Linked DNA regions of Mus musculus: all the other regions are linked to region 1. A link is a loop called in an ENCODE intact Hi-C map of the cell type or tissue named here. Cell type or tissue: heart. All regions are shown on one strand. Region 1 holds the start of 0610025J13Rik (a long non-coding RNA gene). Region 2 overlaps Nfia (nuclear factor I/A). Region 3 has its middle 67 kb from the start of 0610025J13Rik. Region 4 holds the start of Gm40208 (a long non-coding RNA gene). Region 5 holds the start of Gm19417 (a long non-coding RNA gene). Region 6 overlaps Patj (PATJ, crumbs cell polarity complex component). Region 7 overlaps Nfia (nuclear factor I/A).

What was found. A loop is a pair of places that touch in the nucleus more often than their neighbours do. Peaks named below come from ENCODE experiments on the same cell type or tissue, not always from the same donor. Only the 100,000 strongest peaks of a DNase experiment are listed, where the experiment ranks them.
Region 2: a loop joins it to region 1, with 3 times the contacts of the local background. A loop is called at or near these places in 7 of 42 quality-filtered maps.
Region 3: a loop joins it to region 1, with 3 times the contacts of the local background. A loop is called at or near these places in 12 of 42 quality-filtered maps.
Region 4: it touches region 1 in a loop (2.7-fold over the local background); 5 of 42 quality-filtered maps call a loop at or near these places.
Region 5: a loop joins it to region 1, with 8 times the contacts of the local background. A loop is called at or near these places in 5 of 42 quality-filtered maps.
Region 6: it touches region 1 in a loop (2.3-fold over the local background); 3 of 42 quality-filtered maps call a loop at or near these places.
Region 7: a loop joins it to region 1, with 2.7 times the contacts of the local background. A loop is called at or near these places in 2 of 42 quality-filtered maps.

The regions. Positions count from the first base shown.
Region 1 is chr4:98,320,125-98,324,124 of GRCm38, forward strand. 0610025J13Rik (a long non-coding RNA gene) reads left to right here and starts at 1,232. Exons shown (of 3, transcript XR_376450.3): 1 at 1,232-1,383; 2 at 2,185-3,123. In heart, a CTCF peak has its summit at 2,353 (motif pointing left); DNase peaks (open chromatin) are centred at 1,357, 1,847 and 2,307; H3K4me3 peaks cover 1,456 bases; H3K27ac peaks cover 1,961 bases.
Region 2 is chr4:97,919,863-97,923,862 of GRCm38, forward strand. All of the region lies in intron 2 of Nfia (nuclear factor I/A), which reads left to right. Among named protein-coding and RNA genes, the nearest start is that of Gm40208, 16 kb to the right of the region's middle. In heart, a CTCF peak has its summit at 2,009; a DNase peak (open chromatin) is centred at 799; H3K27ac peaks cover 918 bases.
Region 3 is chr4:98,252,657-98,256,656 of GRCm38, forward strand. No RefSeq gene overlaps it. Among named protein-coding and RNA genes, the nearest start is that of 0610025J13Rik, 67 kb to the right of the region's middle. In heart, a CTCF peak has its summit at 2,390 (motif pointing right); no DNase peak of the experiment used is centred here.
Region 4 is chr4:97,934,659-97,938,658 of GRCm38, forward strand. The region is part of intron 2 of Nfia (nuclear factor I/A); the gene reads left to right. It overlaps Gm40208 (a long non-coding RNA gene), which reads left to right and starts at 3,182. Exons shown (of 2, transcript XR_867944.3): 1 at 3,182-3,256; 2 at 3,391-4,000. In heart, no CTCF peak of the experiment used is centred here; a DNase peak (open chromatin) is centred at 2,473.
Region 5 is chr4:97,866,604-97,870,603 of GRCm38, forward strand. All of the region lies in intron 2 of Nfia (nuclear factor I/A), which reads left to right. It overlaps Gm19417 (a long non-coding RNA gene), which reads right to left and starts at 2,406. Exons shown (of 2, transcript XR_376437.4): 1 at 1,580-2,406. In heart, a CTCF peak has its summit at 21; DNase peaks (open chromatin) are centred at 58, 1,898 and 2,448; H3K27ac peaks cover 1,551 bases.
Region 6 is chr4:98,442,903-98,446,902 of GRCm38, forward strand. It overlaps Patj (PATJ, crumbs cell polarity complex component), which reads left to right. Exons shown (of 44, transcript NM_172696.2): 14 at 849-905. Among named protein-coding and RNA genes, the nearest start is that of Patj, 49 kb to the left of the region's middle. In heart, a CTCF peak has its summit at 2,064 (motif pointing left); no DNase peak of the experiment used is centred here.
Region 7 is chr4:98,040,950-98,044,949 of GRCm38, forward strand. Nfia (nuclear factor I/A) reads left to right here. Exons shown (of 11, transcript NM_010905.3): 7 at 602-730. Among named protein-coding and RNA genes, the nearest start is that of Gm34218, 20 kb to the left of the region's middle. In heart, no CTCF peak of the experiment used is centred here; no DNase peak of the experiment used is centred here.

The sequences.
Region 1 (4,000 bases):
CTTCTCGGGTCGCAGGTCTTCCTTGAGTGCTGCTCCTGTGCACACGCTGGGGTACAGGAGTTTTCATCTGTGTGCTCATCAAACCTTCATTAGTAGAAGACTCTCCCTGAACTATGGAAAAGTCACGTGTGAACACAACCTTAAGTTTTTCCTTTCCACTCTGCAGACATACTTAGAGATGCCTGCCAATGGAGCAAGAACTGGAGAAAAACAAGCTGGCCCTTTGGGATCATTTAAGAACCAGGTGTGTTTCCTTATCATCACATAGAGTTTCCCGGGCATCTTTGGTGTGCAGGCTAGGAGATAAATAAAGATACATTCCTGGCCTGAGCAAAGAATATATTCTCTCAGGGGATAAAGGGGAGGAAGGGAGAGAAGGGGGAAGAGAAAGGAAAGGAGAGTGGAGATTGGGGGAAGGAGAGAGAGGAAAAGAGAGGGAGGTAGGGAGTGGAGAGGAGGGGTGGAGAAAGGGAGAGGGAGGAAGGGAGAGGGAGAGAGAGATCAGCACAGCACAGCACAGCACAGCAGGTATGTCAAGCAACTTTGTCCCATTTAACTTAAGGCAGGATTACTGACTACAGAGGTACCCAAGCACAGGCACAGCCATGAAAGACTGGAGAGGGTGTGTTTGAAAGACGTCTTTAAAGAGACCAAACGTTTGCTAATCAGAGAAGAGGAGGAGGAGGAATTCTAAGAGCGGGCAACAGCCCTGGGAAAAGCAGAGAGGTAGCTGGGTACTGAGGGTCAAGCCCCCAGGGAAGAGCAGAAGGTCCTGAATCCAGGCTGGGAACGAAAATGTGACTTCCGGTTCTCTTCTGGAACCTGTTAAACTCTTACCAGTGTGCAGAGGATACTCAACACCTGCCCTAGAAAGTTCTAGTTTTGAGACTCAAATACAGATAAACAAGGGATCCCTAACTGCAACCATGGTCTCATGAGCTCTGTGTTTATCTCCTGGGGTTGGGAGCACCTCTCTCTCCAGATCCATTGCAAGTGGGCACTTGACCACTCCTAGAACTCAGATCTTCTAGAGGGCCCAAAAGATGTGGCAATGGGTTCTTGTGGGCTGGTGAGTGCCGACAAGAGAAGGACTGTAGAATTTAATCTCAGTCGGCAAAGCAGTACCATTGCTCTGGTGTGACAGTGACCTCCACCAGAAAACAAAGAACGAAAGCGTGTGTGTGTGTGTGTGTGTGTGTGTGTGTGTGTGTGTGTGTGTGTGTGTGTACGTGTGCGTGTCCTTTAATTTTTAATAGCTATTCAGACAGTCCTTGGAGAGGGAATTGGCAGGTTCAGCGGGAGGCTACTCCCCCACCTGTCTCCAGGCACTGCAGACACAGCTGCTGCGGAAGGAGACAGTCAAAGCTTCCAAGGAAAGAAATGGTGCGGAGAGCTGGGGGTGGGAGGAGGGCGCCTTTCACACAAGCCCACTGGGGACTGGGCCTGTCTAGCAACTGCAAAAACAAGCCAAGAGGACACAGTCGGGCTCTATACAACTTCATGTTAAGTAAAATCCATTCAAGAGCCAGCTCAAGAGCCGCTTCAAAATCATTGGGGTTTTTTTTGTTTTGGTTTGGTTTTTGTTTTTTAATGGGAGAGCAAGGTAACCAGAGCTTTGGTGAGGCCATGGTCAGGTTTTGCTGCTTGAATCAAGAGGAGCCCTGAGGATTTACGCGCTGTCCTAAGACTTGAAACCGAGTACACAAGACACAAAACTTCCCCGTACAGTGCCTAGCAATGTCTTTATCTGTACTCCCCTAGGCTGAAAGGACACACAAGGTTGGGTTAAAGTTCAACTCCCAAAGAAAAGGAGGAAGGGGGGTTGGGGGGAGGACAGAACGAGAGAAACAGCGGAGTCTAAGAGACGGGGAGGAGGAAAGACTGGGGTGGGGACGACAGAGAGAATAGCAGCCCGGGCCAGATTTCAACTGTCCTGATGCAAATGTTAGCAATTCTACGGTGGCCGGGGGCTCGCTGCTCCCCCAAAGTAAAGCAGCAATTAGAAAAGGGGAAGAGGCCGTTTTAGAAGATGAAAACTAAAGCAAGGAGGTATTTTTGGTATCGTTTTAATCACAAAATAGCATGAATGTGGTCTGTGCCTGCGTGCTACACAAACGTCGATTTCAATACAACTGAACGCTAGTTTGAAAATTTCCATTTTTGTAATTTGCTTCCCTTTGTTAGGCCAAGATTTGAGAGAAACCTGGCAGCGTCCCCAAGCCTGGCACGGGATCGCCTCAGACGCACTCGGCTGCTCCGGAGGCGGAGCGCGAAGCATCGGACCCGGCGGGCGGAGCCAAGCCAGCGGGGCGCAGCGCAACGCCTTCCGCCAGGGCGTCTGCCGCCACCTACCGGCGACCAGGCAAGCGTCAGTGCGACCCCAAAGCAAGCTGCTGTGAGCTGGCTGGACCTGGTCCCAGCCACTAGCAACAGCATTTCCAACAAAGGCCACCCGTCTTAGCCTACCCAGCTCAGAAACTCCTGTCTAAGTGCTCTGCCCTAGGAGTTGATCTAACTGCTTTATGTAAACCCAACCTGAGGACGAAGGCAGTCTGTGATCCCAGTATACGCTCAGCGAAGAGTGTGTGCTCCCACAACAGTAGCGTGAATGAACATATGAATGAATGAACCAACCTATTTAAAAAAAACAACAACAACAACAACTTTCAGATATATTTATGTTTGTCAGACATTTTGTTGGTGGCTAGTAAAGTCTACAATAACTGTGTGTATCCCCTCTCCAATGTGTGCAGCAGTAATGTACAACTGCCAAATTCATCCCATAGCCTCCCTTTACAGTTGCGTAAAGACGGGTTCCTGAACGTTAAGTGCTTTTTCCTATGTCAGTTTGCTGGTCATAGACCTAGTTCAGACCTACATTTTATTGACGTGTTTGGTATTTATTTTGTAAGGAAAGAGAATCATTTCATCTTTCTGTAAGCTAGCCTGCCCTGACACATATTCTTAGCCGACTGGCTAAAGGAGGTAGCTGGCTCCACCAACTACCTATGGTTGATCCCTGAGCTTCTGTCCCAGATTTCTTCTCTCAGCCAAAGCAGCTGCTCATACACTTTCGTTCCAAAAATCAAGTGTTGCTCCAAGCTAATGCCAACTGGTCTAAAGGTAAGAGTCTATTTCTTAGAGCCTAAAGGAGTCTTGGAGATTGTGTGTTAGTGAACTGCAGGCAGGTGCATTTTCTTTGAATCAACACACGTTGATATCCAGTATTGATCCTATAGCACCTCTACTACTCCAAGATGTGCAATAATGCAGCTATTGAGTTTCCCAATGACAGCTAGACGTGAAGATAGTATCAGTCAGTTGAAGTAGAACTTTTGCTGTAGAAATTAACACCCAGAGTCTATAATATAAAGGGTCCTTCCAGCATAAGGTTCTGACTTCGTTTTGTCAGGTGACTATGATTCTGGGAAGGCTGGGATCCAAAGCTGCAGATTCAGACCACAACCCACTGACCAAGTGGAAATCACATCACTGTGAGGATAGAAACACATCCTAACTGTTGATCGTGATGGCAATGGTAGCCATGCGTGATTGTTAAGTACATTCTACATTCCAGGCTCTGGGCTAACTACATGATGTATAGAATCTCATCTGTCTTCACAGAAGGACTATGAGGCTTTCCATTTTTATCCTGTTTTCATTTTATCCTGAATGAAATAGTTGAAGCTCAGAGAGTTTGAGAGGCTCAGCTCTGGTTCAGTCCCCAGTGGTGAGGAGCCTACCTACTCGAACTCCTGATTGACTCCGGCTCCTAACCTTAACGTGATAGGATAAGTTGCTCACCCTGCACTGCCTCCATTCACTTCCCCATCTCCAGTGCAAAGCTCCAGAGTGGGTCCCATGCTTCTATTGACAGCTAGTGAAGGCATGATATGAATTACCTGTTTCTTTTTCATAAGCATATTCCTAGATCCAGCCATGGTCACACCTCCACTGTTTCACGGAGGGACTCAGTGGGACTGGTTCTCAACTGGAGGTC
Region 2 (4,000 bases), 400 kb before region 1:
CTACATCTTCCCTAGATCATGATTTGCTGGGCCCCACTTGTGGTGCCGGGATTTCCCAGGTGTATAATTGACCTAACAGTGCTCATATACCTAGGAATCGGGTATAAGACTTAATTAGTGAACAGTGGTAAAACCCCTCAAGAGAGTCTGAGTCAGAATGGAAGTGCATTGTTATTAATCATTATTACTATTGTTATTATTTTTAAATGGCTTGGAGCCATCTCTGAATTTAGCAATAAAGTAAATGTATCTAATAATTCTTTCTATGTGCATGCTCTGTGGTCATGGGTTTCACAAATTAAATGGTGGAATACTTGTAGGATATGATTATAATGATCCAAGTAAATGATCCTCAACCAATTCAAAATTATGTGATTAAGACCCCAAGGAGCTACAGCAAGCAGTCTCCTTTCCTTCTTTTCTGCTTGGTGTTGACCCTCTGTGTGTTAAATTATGTGAAAGTTAAAAAGCAAACTCGTAACACACTAGCAAAGTGTGTGTGTGTGTGTGTGTGTGTGTGTGTGTGTGTGTGTGTGTGTGTGTGTGTGTGTTTGGGTTAGAAGTTGAGAGTATCCGTGATCCCTTGTCCGAGAGACAAAGAAGCTATTTTAGGTATAGCTAGTTTCACTTTCTGTAAGTGGTAGTGTAAGGCTTTTTTTTTTTTTTAATTCGACATGGGATATGGTCAGCTATCACCTGGACAGTCACAGGTCCCCTCCTGTCCCCTCCTGTCAAGTAGCTGCATTCTGTGTGTGCAAGGCCATGCTGCATGTCCCTGGAGGAGCAGCTTCCACTGCCAACTGTCTGCTTTCAGCTTGAATTATCTCAGGCAGACATCCTGGCTGGCTGCAATGCAGGATGCAGGGCTCGGGCCTGGGAAGACCTAAGTTTGGCAGCCCTAAGTTGGGGAGCGAAAAAGAAAAAGGAAATTCTATCTTTTCTGGTGCTTTTCCCTTCTTGGTTTTCCTAGTCGAAATCAATGGTGGGGTCGATAGCTGGCTCTGACTTGTTCCCTGCATGCTGAGTTTTCCTGATGTAAGCCTTCAATGTCTGGGCTGCAGGCCTTGTGTGTCAGGGAAGGCTTGATGCTGTCACAGCCCTCCTGGGTGACATTTAATTCCCGTGGTAGCCTTTGTAATCCAAGAAGGGAAGCTGAGATCAATTTTTACACCGTTTAGTTGTGGAAGAAAATTTTCTTTCTTCCAGTTGATCATTCTTACAAAAATCAACCATATTTATATATTTTTCTCTAAACAGCAAAAGCGAATAAAATGAGATCTTTGCATTAGTGCGTATTTTGAAATGAAAAACAAATCAAGTCCTGCCCTGAGTTGTTAAAATGAAGTTGGGAATTTTTCACATTCCTTTCCCATGACAAAGAATGACACATTTAATTTAAATATATCCATTTTGGGGAAACAGTAATCTCTACAGTGACAGTATCAGGGTGGTATACAGTCAGCTCCCTGCTCATGTGGGTTTAATGCATATCTGACACTATATGCTGGATTTTATGCATATTGGATAATTAGGAGATTAACCATTATATATGATGTATATTAAGAAGTTTCTATTTTTCTTTGATTTTTTTCCAATGGACTCTTATTGTCTAGATTAGTAATTGCTTATTTTCTCTTCTAAAACTTCTTTTAGTTGCCTGTGTCCTTCCAGTCTAACATTTATTCTTCAATATAATACCTAATACCTCCCCCCCCCCCCACACACACACTGTAATTTTCCTTTCATTGGTTATGGTGTGGTCAATGAAGATAAGATGGTAAGACTGTGTAAAGTTTATTCAAGTTTTGAAAGAGATTTCTTAGTGGATTCAAAATAGGTTGTAAAATCATTAGGAAACATGGAGCTGGAAATATTAACCACTAGCTTAGTAGTGCAGAGCACATACTACTCTTGCAGAGTTCAGTTCCCAGCACCCACAGTGGACAGCTGTTAACTATATGTAACTCCATCTCTAAGAGGATGAGATGCCTCTGGCCACCAGGGGCATCTGCACTCATGTGAACATACTGTTACACACACAGAGACATACACAGACACACAGAGTCATACACAGACACACAGATAGAAAGACACACACACATGCATGCACACATACACTTAAAAGTAATAGAAATAAATCCTTAAAGTAAATTAGGAAGCAACATCCTATGAATTATATTTCTTTAAAATACTAAATATTTTTATTTGAAATAACACAAATATTTGAATGGCAATACCTTAGGAAGAACATTAGAATCAGGCCTTGTCCTCAGTGTTACATATCAATCATGTTGTATTAATTGAAAGGGTTTTATATAATCTCATAAAGAAACAGGCAAACTCCGGGCTTTCTTCTGTACTGAAAATCTATCATTCATGTCTTCCATTACTGCACTATAATTATGGTAAGTGAAGCAGAACAGGATCAATAGAGCAATTTATCAATGCATTCCAAGCCATCCTAGCATGGTTTACGTCATATCACTGCAGATACTGTCACTCAGCAGAGAGACTTTGAGTAGCATAACGAGGTTAGGCTGACCCATTTCAGCATAATGTCTTCCTATGTAATGTTCCAGTTCTGAGCATGATTTAATGAATTGTTTCACTTTGGATGGTATTATATGAATTAAAATATTTCCTGAATTGAAATCGGTTCAGGCTTCAGGTTTAAGAGCCCTGCACTAATGTGAGCACTGTAGTTGATGCTGTGTCTCCCCCCGTTCCTGTGCCTTTCTTTCTATTGCACCTCATTGGAGCTAGAGGATGAGCCAGGTGCCTCGTACACCCCAAGGAGCACTGGTATTTAAATAAATGTGTTGCCGTTTTATTTAGTAACTCTAGTCTTTTATCTTTGGCCATCACAAAATTTAGAATTCTTTAGGCTTTATTGTCCTGTTTGTGATTTGGCAATAATAGTTGGCTAATAAAAGAATAGTTTGGGGATTGTTTTCCCCCCAAAAGTATGAACAATATGGTCCTTTTATCATAAAGCTTCTCCCTGTGTTGATATGGAATTATTAAATATTCATAACATTCAAAGGAAGTTACTGAATCGTGCCGTAAAGTGTTATTTATTTCAGTATGAAAAGATATTTTCGGATTATTGGATTGTCATTTTCCTTTTCCATATGTTGTAAAATTTCACTCACTGTCATTTCACTTAATTCACCAGTGTAGGAAGCTGTACAGGTTTTATAACGATGTCGGTCCCAGCAGTGCACAGTTACTGCTTGTATTTTAAGTTGTTAGACATTAAGAAATGCTTTCAATGATAATGTAGGGTTTTTTGTTTGGTTTGGTTTGGTTTTTGTTCTGGTTTTCTATTTTTATGTAATCAAATACTTCAAAATTAAATATGTTAAAAGGTGAAAGAGTGAAGCCAAAGATGTTTTGAAAAACACCAAAATCTGCAAAGTTTTCCTTTTCTCTGTTTAGATGAGCCTTAAGAGTTATTGTTGGGCTGAGAGGTGGACGTTGTCTCCTTACCCAAGGAGAGTTTCGTACTACATGACTGAGACTTCCCTGGGCTCATGAGATAAGACCATGGGTACAGTCTGTGACACTCGGTTGCCATTGTCTAGAATCTAGTTCTCAGCTTGCCTTTGAACAGACTCTGAAACATTTTGATAATATTTGTGGGTTTTGTGGGGGCCGAGCATGTCTGCCTTTCTTTTCCTTACCTGCTCCTGGTAAGAGCCTCCAACATCATTTAACAGCTTGTCTGCTAACGGCTTAAGGACACAGAATAGCAGCTGCATTACATAATGTGTTCTAAGTTAAGGAATTTGAGATGTCATTACCCAAATGAAGATGTAAATTGTTTTGTTGGCAAGGCTTATAAGGAGGGTTTTGTTGTTGATGGTGGTGGTTTGTTGTTGTTGCTGTTTGTTTTTTTGGTATTTTGGAGGGTTTTTGTTGTTGTTGTTGTTGTTGTTGTTTACCTGCTATCACATTGTATTGGTTAGCATGGACTATTTTAAACCAGCATTCTATTTAA
Region 3 (4,000 bases), 67 kb before region 1:
AATAAATAAATAAATAAATAAATAAATAAATAGACAAGCAAACAAATAAAGAGTGTTGTCACTGGAGGGTCAGCTGACCTAGCTCCAGCAGAAGACCATACATACATAAATACATGGGTAGCACAGATTGCAAAAGAAAGGAGACAAAGTTGGGCAGGCAGGGAATAGGATGGAGGTCAACCTGGGAAGAGCTGGGGTGGGGAGGGGAGAGGATGAATATAGTCAAAATTCATTGTATGAAATTCTCAAAGGCATAAGAAAAAGAAAAAGCAAGAACGTGCAAAACTCGGGGCTCAATACCCAATACTAAAAAGCAGGGGCCAGAGGGTAGTCGCTAAGAGTACCTGTTACTCTTGAAGAGCACAGGGGCTCAACTCCCTACACACACATGTGGCTCAAGACCATCTGTAAGTCCAGCTACTGTAAATTTTACTGTCTTCTGACCTCCAAGGGCTCCTAGGCACCTAGGCACACATATACACACCTGAAGGCAAAACACTTGTACATATAATAAAATATGACCAAGCCAGCTCAGTCAGTAGACAGGTTCTTCAGCACAGGAGTGAAGATTAAAAAGAAAAATGGCAATTAGACAACATTGTTGCATGACCCCACCCAGTTCTGAGGCTGAGGTGGGTTTATTTTTTCCCAGTCTTTTTTATACCATTTTAATTACATGCAAGCAACAAGGTCAGTTCTAGGTTAAGGAACAAACAAGACAATAAACACAAATAGTCAAGGAACGAGCAAGGCAATAGACAGTCCCCACCAGCACTGATTCTAAGGGCTTGTCAGGATGACCAAAATATCTGAGCCTACTTCCTTGTCCAAGCCCAAAATCAGATTCTTGCCTGAAGCCTACTCCTTTGTTCCACCCTAAAATTAGATTCCTGCCGGAGCTTACTTCCTTGTCCTTGGCCAATCTCAGATTCCTGACTGAAACCCATTTCCTTGTCCTTGGCCAATGTCAGATTCCCGCCAAGCGGCCTCCAAAGCTCTCCACAAAAATAAAATAAATATAAGAAACTTTTAAGCTAGATATCGTAAAAGATAGGTGTTTCTGAAGAAAAACTGGGAAAGTCACAAATTTGAAGATAGTAACATGGCTCTGGAAAGACAGTTCAAGCAAGAAAAGGCTTGCCACATACACAGAAATATCTGAGGTCAATCCTCAGAGCCCACATTTAAAAAATAAAAATAAACAAAAGGCATGGTGGCATACACTTGTGATCCCAGCCCTGGGCAGGCTGAAATGGGCAGATCCCTGCAGCTCCCTCGCCAGCTATCCTATCAGATTGGTGCGCTTAGGACCAACGCAAAATAAACAGGAATGTGTCTAGTGTGGAATTACTATTCTCTCCAAGCAAACAAGTAATTTTTCTTGCTCATGTCCTTCTCTAGATTAAATATGTCTTCAACACAACCTCTTCTTCTCTCATATGCATATAGCTGATAGACAGACAGACAGACAGACAGACAGGATAGGGATGGTTGGTAGGTAGGTATGTAAAGAGGTAGGTAGGTTGGTAGATATTAACAGAAAAACCTCAAATGCTATTTTTAAAAGTGACAAAAATCTAAAGTACCATGAAATGGGAAAATATCAGTGACAACACTCTGCAATAATGCAAAGGACTTGGACTGAGGTCTGAGGAAAGCTATTGATGTTTCCTGAGCACATGAGAGTACATAGGCTCTTTTATGGCTGAAAGCAACACAATGCTTCTTGGCTGGCTCCTGACCTAGCCTTGTGCTATGGGAAAGACATCCCCGGGTTTTCCAAAGGAAAGACCCAGAACTGAGAAACAGGAGTCAAGGTGGGAGGTAGCTGCCATTGCCACAGACCCTGAAATAACCGGTTGCCTTCCACCAACACCAACACCACCACCACCACCACCATCTCCTGTCCCACATAGGAAACAGCCCTGGTAATCTCAAAGTCCTTACCAGCCAGTCCTTCACTGTCCTCAGTCCTGAGAAGAGCAGTTGGTGCTCACCATAAACGCACTGTATGAAACACATCCGATTGCGCTGGCTGGTCCGCTAACTTGGCCTCCTCTGAAATTGCCCCCTTTGGATGTGCAAGGACAGTGTTTATCATCCTGCTAAGCCCAATACTTCAAATAGAACAATTTCTGTCTCTTCCAAAATCAGGTGAACTTTAAACATGTAGGATCCTAATACCTTGTTCCAGAGACTGGGGTCCCTGTGACATGGAGATACTCACGGCACACCCCACCCCCTTTCCTTTTCAACTCGGTGGCAGAATTCCCCAAGAAGTCTGGACAGTGCACAGTTTACTCTGAGGTGAAATCTTTTGAACAACAGATGGGCGTGCATTCGCCCCTGGACTTTTAAGATGAAATTCGATGCGACATCCCCTTTCCTCCAGGGGGCGCTGAAAGGTACATGGACTATGCTGCCGTTACCCCTTCAACAGCCCATCAGGTCTTGCAACTATCATTATTTCTGCAGAAAAGAAAGAGCCAGAATTGAGTCTTGCGACAGAGCAACCGATCCCTGCTGTCACCCAGCACCAATAGTCCAGATACTAGTGCCCGGTGAGCACAGCCTCACGCAGCCATTGAAGATTCTGGCCAGCACGGAGGCCACAGGCCCTGTCTTCCATATCATAAACGTCTGTGTCTGTCTCTGCCTCCTGCTCAGAGCTGCTCCTTCCATTAATACAGGAGCTGACAGATTGGTTGAGAATCTGTAACTAATATTTTGAAGCCATAAGAGATGATTGTGCTGTGTCTAATTACAGAGTTGATCATCTTAGCTGATTATGATAGATGACTCTTGATGGTGGTCAGAGCCTCCTGTATATTTTAGGTGGAATGCTTTCTTTTGACATTTACTTTACAGAGACATATGTGCATCCTATTTTAATTAATGGAAGAAATGATTCATTCACAAGTGAAAGATTTAATTAAATAAAGGGTCAGTGCGGGTCAGCCATGAATTGCAAAATACCTTAGATGCTCATTGTAGTCCCCGGCATCTCTGCATGCTGTCTGGAGCGTGCATGGCAATAAAGACTCCCCTGCAAAGGGACAGAATGAGTTTCATTCATTCACTCAAAAAATATTAATTGGGCCCCTGGTGTGTTTGAGGCACTGTGCTAGACCCTGGGGAGGCAATGGACAGACAGAACTGGCTGCCTTCGGTCATGGCACTTATAAGGGAAAAAAATGAAGGACAGGAAAATGGGACCTAATCATTACAGATTATAGCAAGTTTTGAGGAGGAAAAAAAATAGCAGAACATTTCCTGTCAGTGCTTAGGAATAGCTACTTTAAAAGCTTAGTACCTATCTTTACAATATTATACTTGTTTAATTTGGGAATATATTATCAGAAGCCTGTCTGGTTCACTTCCAGTGGCTAAAATGTTTTATTCTAAAAGTAGCAGTCATCTAAATGAAGTGACTCAGGAAATATTGGAGACTACAATTGCTTTGTGCTTTAGCTTCTTCCTTTGAGTTGACCAAACTTAGGCTTTCAAGCCAGGCAAAGCCAGGGCTTCTCGGCTGCCTTGCCTTTTGCCTCAGAACAGCGTGCAATGCTGACCTGGGGATGGAGCAGACATATCACATGGTTGTCAGCCAATACCTGGATGTCCCAGGGCACAGCAAGATCCCATTGATGTTGACAGTTCACATTCTTACTATGTGGTTGCTACAAGTAGTTTCTTCTCTCTCTTCTTTAACTAGCCTCATACTACTCTTTTCTAGTTGCTTTATTCTTTTATGATTCCGTTATCTGATGGCCGAGGTTGTAATTTTATTGCTACTAGACCCAGCCAACATCCACTAACACTGAGTAATTGGTAAGTGGATAGTTGGGGCTCCTGCTTCCTGATTTAGGAACAGAACAGCGAATAAACAAGTCCCTCAACGCTTGCCAAGACAGGTGACATAAAACCTAAGTGGCCAAACCTATATTGCCTATCGTGCAAACTACTTGCCTTGCCCTCTGCCTGCCACTCGCATCTTGGC
Region 4 (4,000 bases), 390 kb before region 1:
CCCCATCTAGCTTATTCTTAATGTGCTTTTAAATATGACCTTTCTTTTAAATGAATAAAATTAGAACTGTTATATGATTCCTTATGGGCATGAGTTGTGTAGCAGAGATGCCACAGAACTTCAACTAATGGGTCTTAAAGTTGGGTCTTTTCTCTGCATAAACAATTTGGCTGTGGGCTGTCCATGTGCATGAAGCTAAAATGTGTACAAGTCTCATATTAAACAAACATATTTGTTCAGTGTTTTGTTAGATAAGTGTCTTCTGGTCTCAACAGTACTAAACATGGCTCCTCTCCCACTCCTATACACATCCTTTACAGAGTGTTAAGAGGTCTTTAGTTCCCTTCCTCCTGAGGGAGGAAAAAGAGAGCTGGCAGATAGAGTTCATGTCCAAGGACATGAAACCTGTAAAGGCCAAGACCTGAATTATCAAGTGTGCTTGACATTATTGGTTAACGCTGGTGTGTGATTCCATGAGGTTCAGCCAAAAGAGGTTTCATGTAGTTTGTGTGAAGACATTTAATGCAAGCCCCATGGTGCAGTGTATGTGGTGCAGGCTTATTGGAAAAAGTTGAATGTCCCCCAAATCGGGCAGAATCAAGAAATTAAAGAGTAGGTGAGAAGGCTACAATAATGCAGGCAGTTACCATCAGTGAAGCCACCCTGTGCTAGCATGACATAGACCTCTAGATGATGGCCTCCATTCCAGATTAGTCTGGACACTGTCCCAAACATAGGCATAGAGGCTCACATTTAAGGGGGAACCATACCTGTTATAGAGAAAGACACAATTTATTGTACCAAATTTGGAGCAGAGATCAGAAGCTAGGGTTGGCTTATTATTGATGTCAAGATGAACATGAACTTCTCATGCCCCCCCAACCCCTGAGAACAGCTGAGACCACAGATGGGAACTGTTAGGAAACGAGAAGACAAGTGGTCTTGAGGAAATGGCGAGAAGCCACGTGAAGACTAAAACAGTTCAGATAATAAGGAATAAAATTCTTCAATGTGTTAGCAATGAAGACAGGATCCAGCAGCAAGATCTAAATGTTCACCTAAAGACACACTGTTTTTAAAAGGCAGTTTGTACCTGCTCAGATGTCTGTCAGTTGTGTACCCGCTCCTTGTGCAGGGGTAACAACCTAGACCCTGTGTCTTTAGTGTTGGTGGTTGTCTACCACTACTGTCTGCTACTTAGTGGTGCCCCAAAAGCAATGAATGGTCGTTGGCTGATTTGATCTGATTCAGTAGCACGTGTTATTCTCATACATCCTTCATTAAAGCAAAGATAGACATTTTTCTTTTTTTGAACAACAACAAAAAGATCTATGTAGCTAGTTTGTGAGTTTTGGATTCTCCTCTGGTGGATTGTTCATTTAGTTAGTGGTGCTAGCTGCAGTTTATAGTGAGGCATTCCGGAGGTGTGACTGAGCTGTTTGAATGAGACTTTAAACATAACAATACTCTGTGTGGGTTTATTTCATGTGTTTGTTCCCTCTTATGTCATTTGTGGCACTGAAAATGAGATCACAATTCCCAGAGTCCTGGGACAGTTCACTGAAAGGTTAGCCCACCTAAGTTTATAGGAGTTTTCTGTGGATGGAATTAGAACTAATTTCCACTGTTGTTTTTGGAGAAAACTGTAGACTATAATTATGTGTTGGCACTTTCTGAACAGCTCCCTGTATTGTCATATTATTTTAAATGAGCTCTGTTATAAAATGACCTTTCATGTTTGGATTGCAATAATATAGCTTACACTGGTCTGTAGTTAGCAAAATCCAAGGATCCAGTAAATGATAGAGTGTTGACACAATTCTAGCTAGACTTTTGTTAAAGATGACTAGCACTTCCCTGGGTTTAGAGGGGAGGGTTGGGGTTGGAGGAAGTAGACATTCTCTTTTCTGCAGTAATTGAGCAATCTTGTTGAATGGAAACTATACAACATAGAGTAGCTAAGACCATAGGTAGCAAAGATAATAGTCACGCAAATGTAAAAAGTAGCAAGGAAGCGTCTTGTGCAACATTTGTATAGCAGACTCTTTAGTCTCTAGTCCAGCCTTTAGAATAAAGTACCATCTTTCAGAATAAGGAGCAGCAACTTTAGACTTCTGGGAAGTGCTACCCAAAGGCAGAATGTGCAGAGAGCCCTCCTGGACACACCGTTGCTCTACTGCATCTCACCCCCATATTAGTAATAGAATTTTAGTGTTCATTTAGAAGACAGTCTGCCTTAAAGCAGATTGAATAGTTTGCACACTGTGAATTGTAATTAAAGAGTAAGAGGTACTTATTATGTCAACAACTGGCATGAGAAACCCCAAGCAGCAGGTGACCCCAGCCATGTGATGTTTGTGACAGCTAGGACCCCTTTATACTGGCTTAGCAATCTGAAAGTCCAAATTGAAAGAAGCCCGGGGGCTGTGTATTTCATTAGATCCCAGGGGAAGTCCAGGATACAGCTTCCTTCTGTTTTCCTGGGAGGTCGCCAGAAAGTTGGTACAGCACTGTTTCTGTCAGAGGCTGAAAGAGAAAAGAAAAAGCGCATACAAAACAAAACAAAACACCATACACACCACAAACCCATCCACCAACTTCCTGCCCCCCCCCAAGAACCATAAATTTAACATTTCCCACAGTCTTTCCAAGACCATCGTGATCGCTGTGTCAGCACTGTGTTCCCTGCTTGGAATAGTTTGAAATGAGGGCTCAATGTTCCAGCATTGAAAAAAAAAATTTAATCTTCACCAGCCAGTCATTCTTTTGGTATACAACCATGAGAAATGATCAAGCACACATATCAGATTTGCTTGAAATCTGTTTGTATTAGGCACTACATCATTTGTCTGGCCTTCTAAAATGGGGTAGATATCCAAATTTAGAAAGATAAAAACATACTTATAGTAAAGGAAACAGACCAAGGACACATGCCATATGTAGCCCCAGTCTTATTGTGATGAGTAAACCCTTTGAAGTATGGTCACGTTAATATTATGCCATGGTGGGGAAACTCAGAGCTTTTAGGAGTTACATCATGAAAATAGACATCCCACCATCATCACCCCAACTCAGGCTTGGATATGGTCAAAAGGTTTTGACCATTATCTCACTTAAGAGCCTGATTGGAGTGAAGAAATCTCCCTTTTCTTGGTACCTCATATAGGCTACGAGGCATCCAGCCTATTGTTGTGGAGTTTCTGCAACCAGAAATAAGTGCTTTGCCTCTTTTCTGGATAGCACAGATATTTAGTAGGTAATTCTATTTATTTAATTTTGTATGGTATGCATGTGTATGTGTGGGATGTGTACCTGTGCATTAATACATGTGTATGCCTGTGGAAGCCAGAGATTTACATGAAAAGTCTTCCTTAACCATCCCGCATTTAGTTTACTGAGGCAGTCCCTCTCATGAAACCCAGAACCCACACACTGGCTGGCTCCTGGGATCTCCTGTCTCCAGTGCCTGGTTAACAGGTGGGTCACCATACTGTCCTTTACCACATGTGGGTGATGGGATCTGAACTTTGGGTCTCATGCTTACGTAGTAAGGTACTTTATCTCCTGAGTCATCTCTTTAGCTCCAGAAGTGTTTTTTGTAAAAATAGTTTTGAAATGTATTGAATGCATAAAACCACAAAAAATTACCCATATGGATGCTTACATACAGGAGTACATTATGTAAAGTTTAAATCAAGTTAAACCTACCATCTCCCCAAACATGTAGTATTTCTTTTGGTGAAGAATTCTAACAATTACAACTTTCAATTTTTTTCTCCTTGCCTTCTGAAATGTATAGTATGTTGTTCCCATTGTCAACAAAGACCTCTAGTGTCACCCATACCTTCTTCTGCCTGTCTCACCATCCTCTGGTGCCAGAGGTCCCACTTTCGCCATCCATCTTGCTGACATCGATTTTGAATTTGAACCTCAAGTTTCTTGAATCAGCTAATGTGACTACCCCTAACCTGCCCTCAGGGTATACATCCAGGAGGAAATG
Region 5 (4,000 bases), 450 kb before region 1:
GAGACTACAAGAGCTGACCATCTCGACCTTTCCGTCCAGTAGGGCAGTGGGAGGAAACATCTCAGAGCTAATTCTGTCTTGTTCACAGCTGGGAACAGAGCATTCCTCTGTGACCCCCTTGCACAGGATTCTCAGGGATCACTTGAAAGCTGGACTCAATGCTAAATCCTGGGCTTCTAAGGTTCAATACAGACAAATTTAAGTGGACCATTTGGTTGAGAATCGCAGGAGGGCAATATAGTTGTTAAAAGCTTCATGAACATTTGAAAATGGAATTACTCAACAAATTATTTTAGTTTTGTAATGAAATCAAATTTAGAAGTTTCCTTAAGCCTAGGATGGTTAATCAAGATTTGAGCTCTTGAGGAATTTTCAAAACTAATCCTGTATATTGTGTAGGATATAAACTTTTTGTTTTCAATGAATAGCAAATGTTTTAGTTCACCAAATGCATATTTTATTTTAAAAAATGAAAACCTAACAGCAGAGTTAGGTATGGTGGCACATGCCTTTGGTCCCAGCACTTGGGAGGCAGAGACAGTGGGATCTCTGTGAGTTCAAGGCCAGCCTGTCTACAGAGTGAATTCTAGGACAGCCAAGGTTATCACACAAAGAAACCCTGTCTCAAAAAAAAAAAAAAAAAACAACAATAGCAAAACAAAAACAACAAAACAACAACAACATCCCTAACAGCAGTTTGTTTTACCTAAATTATTGTGACATAAAATCAAAATAATTTAAAACTTTTCATATCTTTATATTTCTAAATTTTTTTGTACTTTTAAAAAATATCTTTTCAGTTCAGCTAAATATATTTCCTTTGCAATGCTAAGGAAAAGTGTGATTCATGAACTGTTTATTTAGACTGGACTATAAAGATGACAATGATCAAAAGTTCATAATGTACTTCAGTTGTATTAAGAATCCCCTCCCCCATATAGAAACTGTTGGAAAACGGCCTTGTCAGCTACATGCTTAATATGACCCATGAGTTCATTACTTTCTGAAGATTTTCTTGATGATCCTTTTTCATTTAGTTTCTTTATCCCCGTTAGAGATCTTAATCTTTGGATGACCAGTTTTATTATTTCTATATGTTTTAGAACTATTCTAGTTTGGGGTGAGGCATTTTGAAGGGTGTATGACTTTGCAATATCTTAACCAGCTGTAGAAATATATACATGGGAAACTGAGGCAAGAGAATCCTAAGATTGAAACTTGTCTTGGCTCCAGAGTGAATTCAAGACCAGAATGAGCAGTCTACTTTTTAATATACCTAATCTCAAAAAACAAACAAATACCAGCCTGGATATAGTTCAGTAGTAGCCAGTTGATTAATGTGTGCAAGGCTCTGGGTTCAAGCTCTTATCTTTCAAAATAAATAAATTGAGTTTAGATACCTTTCAAAGGTTTCTTTTTTTTTCCCCTTGAATGTTTAAAAAAAAAAGCTTAAAATTCACCAGATGATGATTAAAGACCTCTATTACAGAACACTTAGTAATGGGAATTGGGAGACATGCAGATAGCCTTACCCTGAACCTGAAAAGGGAGAAACATACAAAAAGGCTAGAGATCCTACTTGGGTAACTTGAAGAAGCATCCACTTGTTTTGCTGGAGTGGTAAGAGTTAAGAGCATGGTTTAGGATTATTTGGGCTGCTTGCTCTGGAGGAACACATGGGAAACCACCAGCAAGTCTTCTGGTCTTGTATTAAAGAACGTAGCCTTTCCTGAAGGGGTAGGAATACCCCAGTGGTCAGTGGCTAGTGGCCTGGTGCTTTCTGATATTGCCATAGGCAGGCCTGGCCAATCAGATGTGCTCATTTGTTGGCTGTTGTTCCTTTGGCCATCACCGCAGTAAACACTTTCCCTTGAATGTTGGTTTTCTGTTGTGTCTGGCAGCCACATAGGGCTTGAACTTCAGCCAGAGGCAAATATTTATACACCAGAGTGTGCAATGTTCAACTGGTCAGGCCTGAGAGGAAGAGAGCTCCTTCATGCCTTCGGCCAAAGGGGAATTATCTATTTTTCCTTCCTTCCCGCTGTGCCCTGCAGAGGTAGGACCTTACTGGAAGCCTTCGGTGCAGATGCCTGTGCTTTGTGAAGGGAGGACACCCTCCTGACATTTCTGCCTGCTCCTTTAATTCTCCTTGCAAAGTTTACAGTTAGTATTTTCCCTGGAACGCTGTCAAGCCTGAGACAGCCCAAATGTATGCCGAGCTGTGAAATCGAGCCGGAGAGAAGCAAGTTTGTGAGAAATCTGTTTCTACTCAAATCCGTGAGCTTCATTAAAACACAAGCAGAGAAACAAAAACAAAAACAAGGAACTCAAGGGGCCGTGGCCGGCTGGGCCCCCGGCGCCATTTCACGACCTGTGAGGCGACGACGCAGCCGTACATGGCGCCGTGTTTACCCGCCGCAGCCAATCAGCGCGCCGTGCCAAGCCACGTGACGTGCCACGAGGGCAGCACAGCCATTTCCTTGTTCTGAAAAAGCTTGCTTCCTCCGCAGAGTTCTTTGCCTTGCGCTGCATGCCAAATGTGCCTGCAGAATGTGTCTAGTGGACTGGCATTTCTCCACAAAGTTATTTCAGCAGGTAAAAAGTCTCTGCGCACTTGAGCTCGGAGCATTCTTTATGTAAAATGGATTTCCCTTCTTGGCCAGAGGCCAAGGGCACGGCGCACTGGCTGGGTGAGAAGAGCGCTTCTCTGCTGAGAAACTGGTGGACCGACACACTCTTAATTTTTTGGCTTCTGACCAAACAAGCTAGATGAATGCCAAAATTCAACAAAATAACACATTATTGTGTGATAGGAGCCATGCTCCAAGAGAGCAGGAACTCAGAGGAACTTCACACTGGCTCCCCACCCCTCCCCCTTTTGTTTTTTGGCTTTATTTTCTTAAAAAATAAAATAAAATAAAAGCATTGTCACTTTGGGGAGCTTTTGTAGGAATATGGCTAAATGGGACCTAGAGAGTCGGGCTTTTAGCAATAAACTTGAAGGAAGGAACTGAAAGAAAACAAGAGCTTAAAATTACGTTCATGAACTTTTCCCAGACAGAACACACAGTTCTCTTGACTTCGCGGAGCTGCGTTTAACCCTACAGACTCCGTAGATGTGTCTGAGTTGAAAGCTGAAGGACTTGGCATTAAAGTGAGAATTCTGTGAGATATAGCTACATTGTACAGATTTCAAAATAGAAGGAGAACTACAAATGTCAAATGCGGAGTTTTAGCTTTCCCAAACCAAAGACTGGTGAAAATCTCATGCTTTGTTATGGTTTTTGTACCCTGCCCCCTCCATCTGACTTTGTAAGTGAATTGAGTCTGTTCTTCCTTGCTTGACTCCATAAGCAAGTCTTGAAAGGCCTGTGCCTCAGTTCCCACATACTCACCTTGAGGACATTCAAGGAGAGAATCAAGATTCTTCCAGTCTATAAAAATGTTAGAAGCTAAGCTTGAAAAATAAAACAGTAAACAAACAAACAAACAAACAATTAGAATCAAATATCCATTTTGCTCATTCACACAGCACCCAGCCTAGCAATCTAAAGAATTACAGTAGTTTCTGCCATTCCTTTGCTTACAATGCTTAGTGTTTCCCAGTGTGTTGAGAATAAACTTCAAGCTGGTGGCCAGGGCCTGCCCTACAAGATCTGGCATCTGCACCACCTCTCTAGCCTCACTTTATCCTGTTGATTCTTCCATGCTTGAGCCTTGCAGGTCTCCGTTTGAGGTCAGGACTCTGCCAGTCCCTTTTCTATGTGTTGTTTGCCTGTAATGATTTTCCTCCCTTTTCTTTTGGGTGATACATTCTTGCCTTTCAGTTCTCGGCTCAGATGATATCTCTATAAAGGAGAAATCTGAGGTTGGCAATCATGCTTTTCTATGGAACATTTCTTAGGAAAATCCAAAATGCCCCTGCTAATTTGTTCAATTACTTACATTTTTTACTGTTGCCTCCATGTCTGTCCTACAAGGACAGAAAATCATAGATATC
Region 6 (4,000 bases), 120 kb after region 1:
GTCAGAGTCCTTTGAACCAGAGTTACAGATGGTTGTGAGCTACCATGGGGGTCTGGAAATCAAACTCAGGTCCTCTGTAAAAAACAAAACAAAACAAAATAAAATAAACATACTTTTAACTTCTGAGTCATCTCTTCAGCCCTGTCTTTAGTTATCTTGGCAGTACAAGAATAAAATTTTTATTAAAATTTAAGGGATCATAGTTGGTATAGTTAGACAGATCATCATGTCTGTTTGGTCCATGATTATGGATTCCATATTCTCACTGTGGTTCAAACACATTTGGGGAAAAATTTTCAATATAACTGAACAGGTACAAACTTGTTTCACATCAGCATTCCTAAACCATATATTGAGACATGTTTATGAACCATTTTTCTTGTACTAGTGTCATAAGTAAGTGAGAACTGGTTTCAGTGCATAGTATACCTTTATGAAAGCTTGAGCAACACCTCAATACCAAAAGATGATTGTGTGTGAGGAGTTTAAATAGGACCCTGAGTTTTATTGGTAGACAATCCAAGGAAACAAATTCCATGCAAGGAAAAGTACTTCATTGTTGACCTCTATCTGTTAGTGAAATAACAGCCCATGTAGAAGGAGAACAAGACACCAGTAACATATCACATTCAGTTTCACTTGTGGATGATGTAGGATGAGGAGATTAGTGTAGCAAATACAGAAACACAAATGTGTTGCTACGTGCTACTTGTGGATTTCAGAAATACTGGGTAGAGGTTGTCGGATTACTCATCGGTGTGCTGGGTTTGCTGATAAATTTCAGAATATGAAGGAGCAAATGAAATTACACGCATACAAATCGGGAAATGACCGTCTTATAATTCTAGGTAGCCACTTTGGATGCTCAGATTGCAGACGATGAGGAGCTACAGAAATACTCGAAGGTAGGCTGGGCTGAAAGTGCTGCTCTGCTTCATTGTTGCTGAGCTTTCTTCACGTTCTTGCTGAAGAAGCTGAGTGGCGTGGTCTAAAGTCTTCAGACCTGAATCATACACGCGTTCCAGAAGTGAGCAAGGCTCTCAGTAACAACAGATACAAGTGGGTAGATAAGGCTGGGAAGAACATGGAATCCTTATGCTGTTTCCGGAAGCCAAAAGTCCAGGTTTGACTCTGGCACAGTAGCCATGAAGGTGACAGGTGAGTGTGTGAGCGCCTCAGGGGTTGTATGGAGACTTTAGGGAAAGGTTTTCTGCAGTGTGGAACAGAGATGGGCTTTAGGCTTTGAAAAACATAATGTCTGGATATTCAGGGACAGAAAACATGGTTGACCTGAGTTTGTTGGTCTTGACTTAATCAATTTGAATGTAATCACTACAATCTATCTGAATGTAATCACTATTGCTGTGGAGAACATGCAGTTAGTAATTTGGGCAGATTCTGTCTTCTCTTTATAAAATAATTTGTAGTTTTATCCTAGACAACCAGAACCTCACTTATTAAAATAGAGAATCTTTTAAGTGGCCTTCACAATAAATAATAGAAAAGGAAGGATGTTTTTTTCCCAGAGTTTCAGAAACACTGCTGCACTCCTCCATGGACCCTAGCGCTGAGCCCACCTAAGACGCTCCATTCAGAGGCAGTGTTTAAAATGAGTTCTCTCAGGGCTGGAGAGTGGGACCACTGGGTAGGAGCGTGTGCTGCTGTTCCGGAACACCTGCGTTCTAGTCCCAACATCCAGGTTGGGTGTTTGTAGCTTCAGTTCTAGAGGACCTTCGCCTTCCTGTGGCCTCCATGGGTACACACGCGTGCCCGTGCATACACACACACACACACACACACACACACATATAAAAGTAAGTCTTTGAAAGAATGAGTTATCTGTCTCATGTGGCTTTCTTAAGCTAAATATCAATTCAGGTAGTTTTACTGTTTCTTCCTTTGTATGTATGGTATTTTGCCTCCACAATTGTTTGCCATATGTGCTGTTGTTTTAGGGGTGTGTGTGTGTGTGTATGTGTATGATCAGGCCCTATATCATGGTGCAGAGATTAGAGGACAGCTTTCCAGATCTGGTTCTCTCCTGCCACCTTGTGGGAGCCGAGGATTGGACTCCTGTCATTAGGCCTCTATGGAAGCCCCTTTCTTTATATGCTGAGCTGTCTTGCTGGTCATTGTTTTATGGGGTTGGATTCTCAAGGCTGAGAGTGGAGAATATTTCTTTCCTTCCTAACTTAGCTGCATTTTAAGTCAATTCCTAGTAGAGGCCATGTCTGGCTGACCAAGCTCTCCTCAGATTCACAATGTAAAATTAACATTGCTCTTTATAGCCAGTTGTTAATTATTTACAGTGTCATTTTTCTGAGAGCAGTTTTTGATTAATAAATCCATCTAAAGATGTTGGGAGATATTTTATTCAGAGCTGGGGTAAAGCATGTAATAGTTCATCTAAGTGCAGTAGTTACTATTCACAGTTTTTCTAATTAGTTTTAAACCTCCTTTGTCATATAGCTGTAGATCTTTAGAGAACCTTTGGCTTTAAAACATGCCTCACACCAGGCTCAGTACATCACACAGCTTGCCTTTTGGTGTTCCCATGACAAACTGCATAAAGCCAGGATCCTAATAGTCCCTTACAAGCAGAGAGGGACACAAAGCATGTCCTGTGTGTATTTTAAAGAATGTGATTCTGCAGGCAGATGCTATTATCATGCCCTCATTCCCTAGGTCCCTGCTACCAGCTCACCTCTCCCTTCTTCCCCTCATAGCCTCTGTGCAGTAGAGTTGTATCCAGGCAATAACATAAAAAGATGGAAAGACCTTGAGAACCATGTTCTAAAATGCTGCCCATGCATTCAGCTGTTCATTCGTGAGATACTGATATGCACTCTGCCATGTGCTCTGGTATACAATGTGTTCTAGATGAGAACAAACGAGAAAATGATCCTTACATTGTTATATTACTGGAAGAACAACAAGAAAAGTTAGTCATTTAACATGACCTGAGCCTATTAGGCAAGGCAAGTAGATAGAGAAACAAATGCCTAGTAACTTTAGATAGGAAAGGCTTTGTAAAGGTGGGGACATTTAACAGTCTTCACCCCCTATACCTCTGAGTTGTCACTGTGGTGAGTTCCTGCCCTGTTGCTAAGGCTGCTGAGGAATTCTGTTTTCCTGCTTGTGCTTCCTGAGTGACTGAGGTTTCATCCACACATGCTCTGGGTTTAGAAGATGACATTTTAGGGAGGCAATTTAGGACGTGAAATAACCAGCCTAATTTTCCTTGCAACGTAATATGAACAATAAGATTTGGTGGTGGTGGAGCTGGAGTGTACATAGATTTGGCATATGCCTGCATTAGTACAGCTCAGTGATAAGAGGTGGTTTTCTGTCACAGGTTTATGTGCCCAGAACTTTTAGAATATGATCTTTCAAAAGCTCCTCGTCATATATTCTGTTTTTAAGACATTTAATTATTTACTTGATACTGTTTTGTATTAGTGCGCCCTTTCAGTGGAAGAAATGAGAAAAAAGTTTTCCCTCGAATTGCACTAGTCTCTTGATATTTCTCTGTTCCCTGTGTGTCTTTGTGTATTTGTAGCCAGTATGCCTATTTGTTTGCTTATTATGTATGAGGCAAAAAGATGTCTAAGTTTTCCACCTAACATTTCCAATTTTTTTAATACTGATTTTCAAGTTATTACACTCCATAGGATATTTCTCTTTAAGTTACTGGCTTATGATCTAAACAGCATAACTTTTTTTTTTTCTTTTAAAAAAACAACATTTAATTGGGGCTGGCTTACAGATTCAGAGGTTCAGTCCATTATCATCAAGGTGGGAGCATGGCAGCATCCAGGCAGGGATGGCAAAGGCAGAGCTGAGAGTTCTACGACTTCATCCAAAGGCTGCTAGTGGAAGACTGACTTCCAGGCAACTAGGATGAGGGTCTTAAGCCCACACCCACAGTGACACACCTATTCCAACCAGGTCACACCTCCAAATGGTGCCACACCTTCAAATGGTGCCACTCCCTGGTCCA
Region 7 (4,000 bases), 280 kb before region 1:
AGCTTTCGAAAAGGTCCTAGAAGATCTAGTTCATGATCAGGTAGACCTCCCAGGTCGTCCCAGGTAGACTCACTAGTGCTTGGCAGCAAGGCAGGGAGAATATAAGTAAAACTGCTTGTCTTTAGCCAGGAAGCAAGAGAGAGCGAGAGAGGGAGGGATCGGATCCCAGGAACTCACTCAGTAGTCAAATAACCCTTGACCTGCCTCTTAAAGGCTCCCCCTGCTCCCAGGAGAACCACTTTGGATGTGAAGATTTTAACATGTAACACGCAGGTCTTTTGCAGAGGACACTGAAGACTCAAGATACAGAACCCCCCCCCCCAATAGAGAGAACACCAACTGTCCCCAAATGGACTACGATTTGAAACAATAAATTAAAATAACTTACAGAACCACCTGAAAGGGGGGCCATTCTGTTACTGATTTGCTCCTGTGACAAATTCAAAGCAATTTAATCCAAATTTCCAATTGCAGATGATCCCATTTTATTTCTTCACCCCCCCCCAACCCCCCGCCACTCTCTAAGTGTTGTCTTTTTGGGTCACACAAGTTGTTGCTCTGTAGAGTAAAGTTACCTCACCAATCACCCCCTTCTTGCCAGGCTTGCCATCTCCAAGCACACTGAAGAAGTCTGAGAAGTCTGGTTTCAGCAGCCCCTCCCCTTCGCAGACCTCCTCCCTGGGAACAGCATTCACACAGCATCACCGACCTGTCATTACAGGACCCAGAGGTGAGTCGCTTCCCCAGAGATCCATAGGGTCTACATCATAACCTTGAGATCAAAGTAGCAAAGTGGGGAGACAGTGAGGACTCCCTGTAACTATTCTGAGGCAATAAGTGATCTAATTCTTATATTTGAGAATAGTCTTAGAATTTTAGGGACCAAAGAGTTTTTGGCATCCAATCTATTGCTCTAAAGTTAAAAGACACAAGCCTTTTTGGTTTGAGGGACAGTAGACCAAAATCAAATGTGCCCTCAGGCTATATGTGTGCACGCCTTGTGTGTAGGTGTTTGGTGAGTGGTTTTTCCATGTGGCCAGTTGCCTATTTTTCAAGTGACAAATGTGTTTCAGTCTCCTGTCCTTACTGAGTCTCTACAGATATGTGGCGTTCTGTGTTGAGGTTGTTTGCGTCAGGGTGCTGACGAGTCATCTTCATTCCCTCCTTTTGAAGTGGTAGATAGTTTGTCTGGTTTTCATGGCAATGTTTTCCTTACTTCAGTCTCATGTGCTTTTAAGTTTATTATTAAAATGTGTCCACAAGAAATATGATTTATATTTCACATTAAAGACAAGCCTTAAACCCTGAAAGGATGTCAGCAAATCACTTAGCTTGATCCTATTGCAAGATGAAAATATTTATTAGTTTATTTATGAAACTCAGACAGTAGGAATATGGCTAACTGTCACCATACTTGCACCCCTCCATCAGGTTGTCCTTTAGGTTCGTTATCTACTAGCTGACATCAAAAAAAAAAAAACCCCTGGAAAGTTACGGTCTAATATCTACTTTGTCATATACCTGGGTAAACTGATTTTTCTTGCATTAGCTCATGTTAGGCACGCTGAATCCGTTTGTGAATCTGAATCCATTTATGAATACTGTCATAGTCCCAAGAAAGGAAATATCGTTGTTAAGAGGGATACACAAAGTACATGTGAAAACTCTCACTTAGAAAAAAAAGTGCTCTGCCATGGGAAGCAATTACTATGTCAAGAAACTCAATTGCTTCATCCTTAGAGATACTATGGTCATTAATATAATGTGCTCTTCTGGATCTCTGACTGTTCCACGTTTGTATCTATGGTATAACGACAGATGCTTACCATATATACAAACATGCACACACACACACACACACATATATATATATATGCATATATATGTATATATGCATATATATATATGGATATGGATACACACACACACACAGTCTTATATCTTACACAATATATCTTATACACACAACCTGCAGGCAATTTTAGCACATGCGGTCAAGTATACTGTGATGAACTTGTATCCTGTCAGTGTTCAGAAAGTCTAGGGCTTTGCACATTTCAACCTTGCTGCTTTTAGACTATGGGTACTCAGCTTGTGCTTCTTTGGACACAAAGCTGCCTTAGCTATGCCCTTCCTGTATCCCTTCCTGCTTCATGGCCTCCCACAGCTCTACAGCCTGCATCTCCTCTGCCTTTGTCTTCCATTCTTAGTTAATGTTCAAGTCTGGTCCCCATCTGGAATAAGATTATCTAGAGACAAGCATCTCTCACATATTTTACATCTTTTCCCCTCACCTAGTGGGCTTTAACATAATGAATAAATTAAAGGAAGTTGAAGTTCATGTAAATACACACTCAAAAGAAATCCACCCCCTACCCCCATCATCACACACACTCTGATAACTTCTCGATGCCCCCGAAGAAACAGCAAGCACATATGTAAAATCTTCTATATGCTTCGTTAGGAGCAACAAAACTGGTGAAGGGCCCCAGCCTGTGATCTAGAGAAAACTGTGTGTGATGATCTAAGTCTTTGGTACTAGATGCTAGGGTTGGTTTTAGTTTATGCTCTTCTGACCACTTCACTGTGTGCATTGTAAACGTAGAGACATGTGGTTTCCTAAGTCTAATCTCCTCTCTGACAGTGGCTTTCTTTGTGGCTTTGATGTACATTGCTTAGCCTTGTGGCCTCAGTTGGACCATCCATACCCTGGGAATAATACTTTGACACCTATATTTCTGTTTAGTTACAATCATGTAAAGGAGTTAAATTGTATTGGAATAACCTGGAACAAGGAAAGTTACTAAATTTCAATGAAGCCATTTTTGTCATTTTTGTCACTGTAACATTTACTGGGCACTTTAAGCTGAAGATTGAGCCTCCCAAGACTTTCTTTTGCCATTACTTAAAGTCATAACCATTATGATGTATCCAATCATGACAATGTAGTTTATCCATAGTAACTGAAAAGAAAACCTTTGCTCTTCGCTCTGTTGCTTCAAAGGCTGTGAATTTGTCTAGGGATCTAATTCAGTTCTGAAACGTGTTTCACTCACAGCCTGCTTTTAGCTCTATATCTTGGGTCGAAGTCTAACAGTATCTGATGAGAAACCATAAAAATTACTTAAAACAATTCTTTAGTTAATCTATTATGTATTATATAAATATAATTTAAAATAAATAAAATATATTAAAGACCAAAGCAAATGTGTCATAAATTAGATGGATATGTTTATTAATTTTTCCACATAGAATTAAATTTTGGTGGAGTATTTGACTCTTCAGGGTATAAAGCATCTTCATTATTTTTAGAGTGAATCAGTATTTTAATGTCTATCAGTGCAAAGAATGTCACCTCACACTTTCTCTCTTTCACACACACACACACACACACACACACACACACGTATATACACATATGTGTATATTTAGTACACATATATTTAATGTCATTCCACAGATTGTTAGGAAATTTGCCCTAACTTTAAAGCAAGTCGTTAAGTTAATTTTTATATAGCTCAAGTCAGACATTCAAACAACTTTTAAAGCCAAATATTCCAATGTAATCCAAATATTTATTAATATGATACCTACATACTGAGAAACAATAGTAGGAAAACATTCTTTGTCTCCCATAATAAAATCATTTTGCTTCTGAAAGAGCAGAGACCTTTGTATATAAAAACATTTCAATTGCTGACATTCAACAGTCTCAGCTCAGAACTGAGGTGTCGCAGGTGGCATTCACAGGTGTGTGGCGTAGATGCCTTGTGGAATGGAAAGCACATGATCACTCAGAGCCAAGTCTGCGGTAGAGTCACGTGATTGACCCAGGCGAACATTGCAGAAACAACTTGGGTTCGTTGCCTATCTGATTTTGAGTTAGCTTTTTGCTGATGCAGATCTTTTAGTACTGCCAATTTTGCACAACCCCCACATTTAGCCATATGATTCCACATGCGGATGCAACACACAGGTTAAGAAACTAAACCCTCAAGCG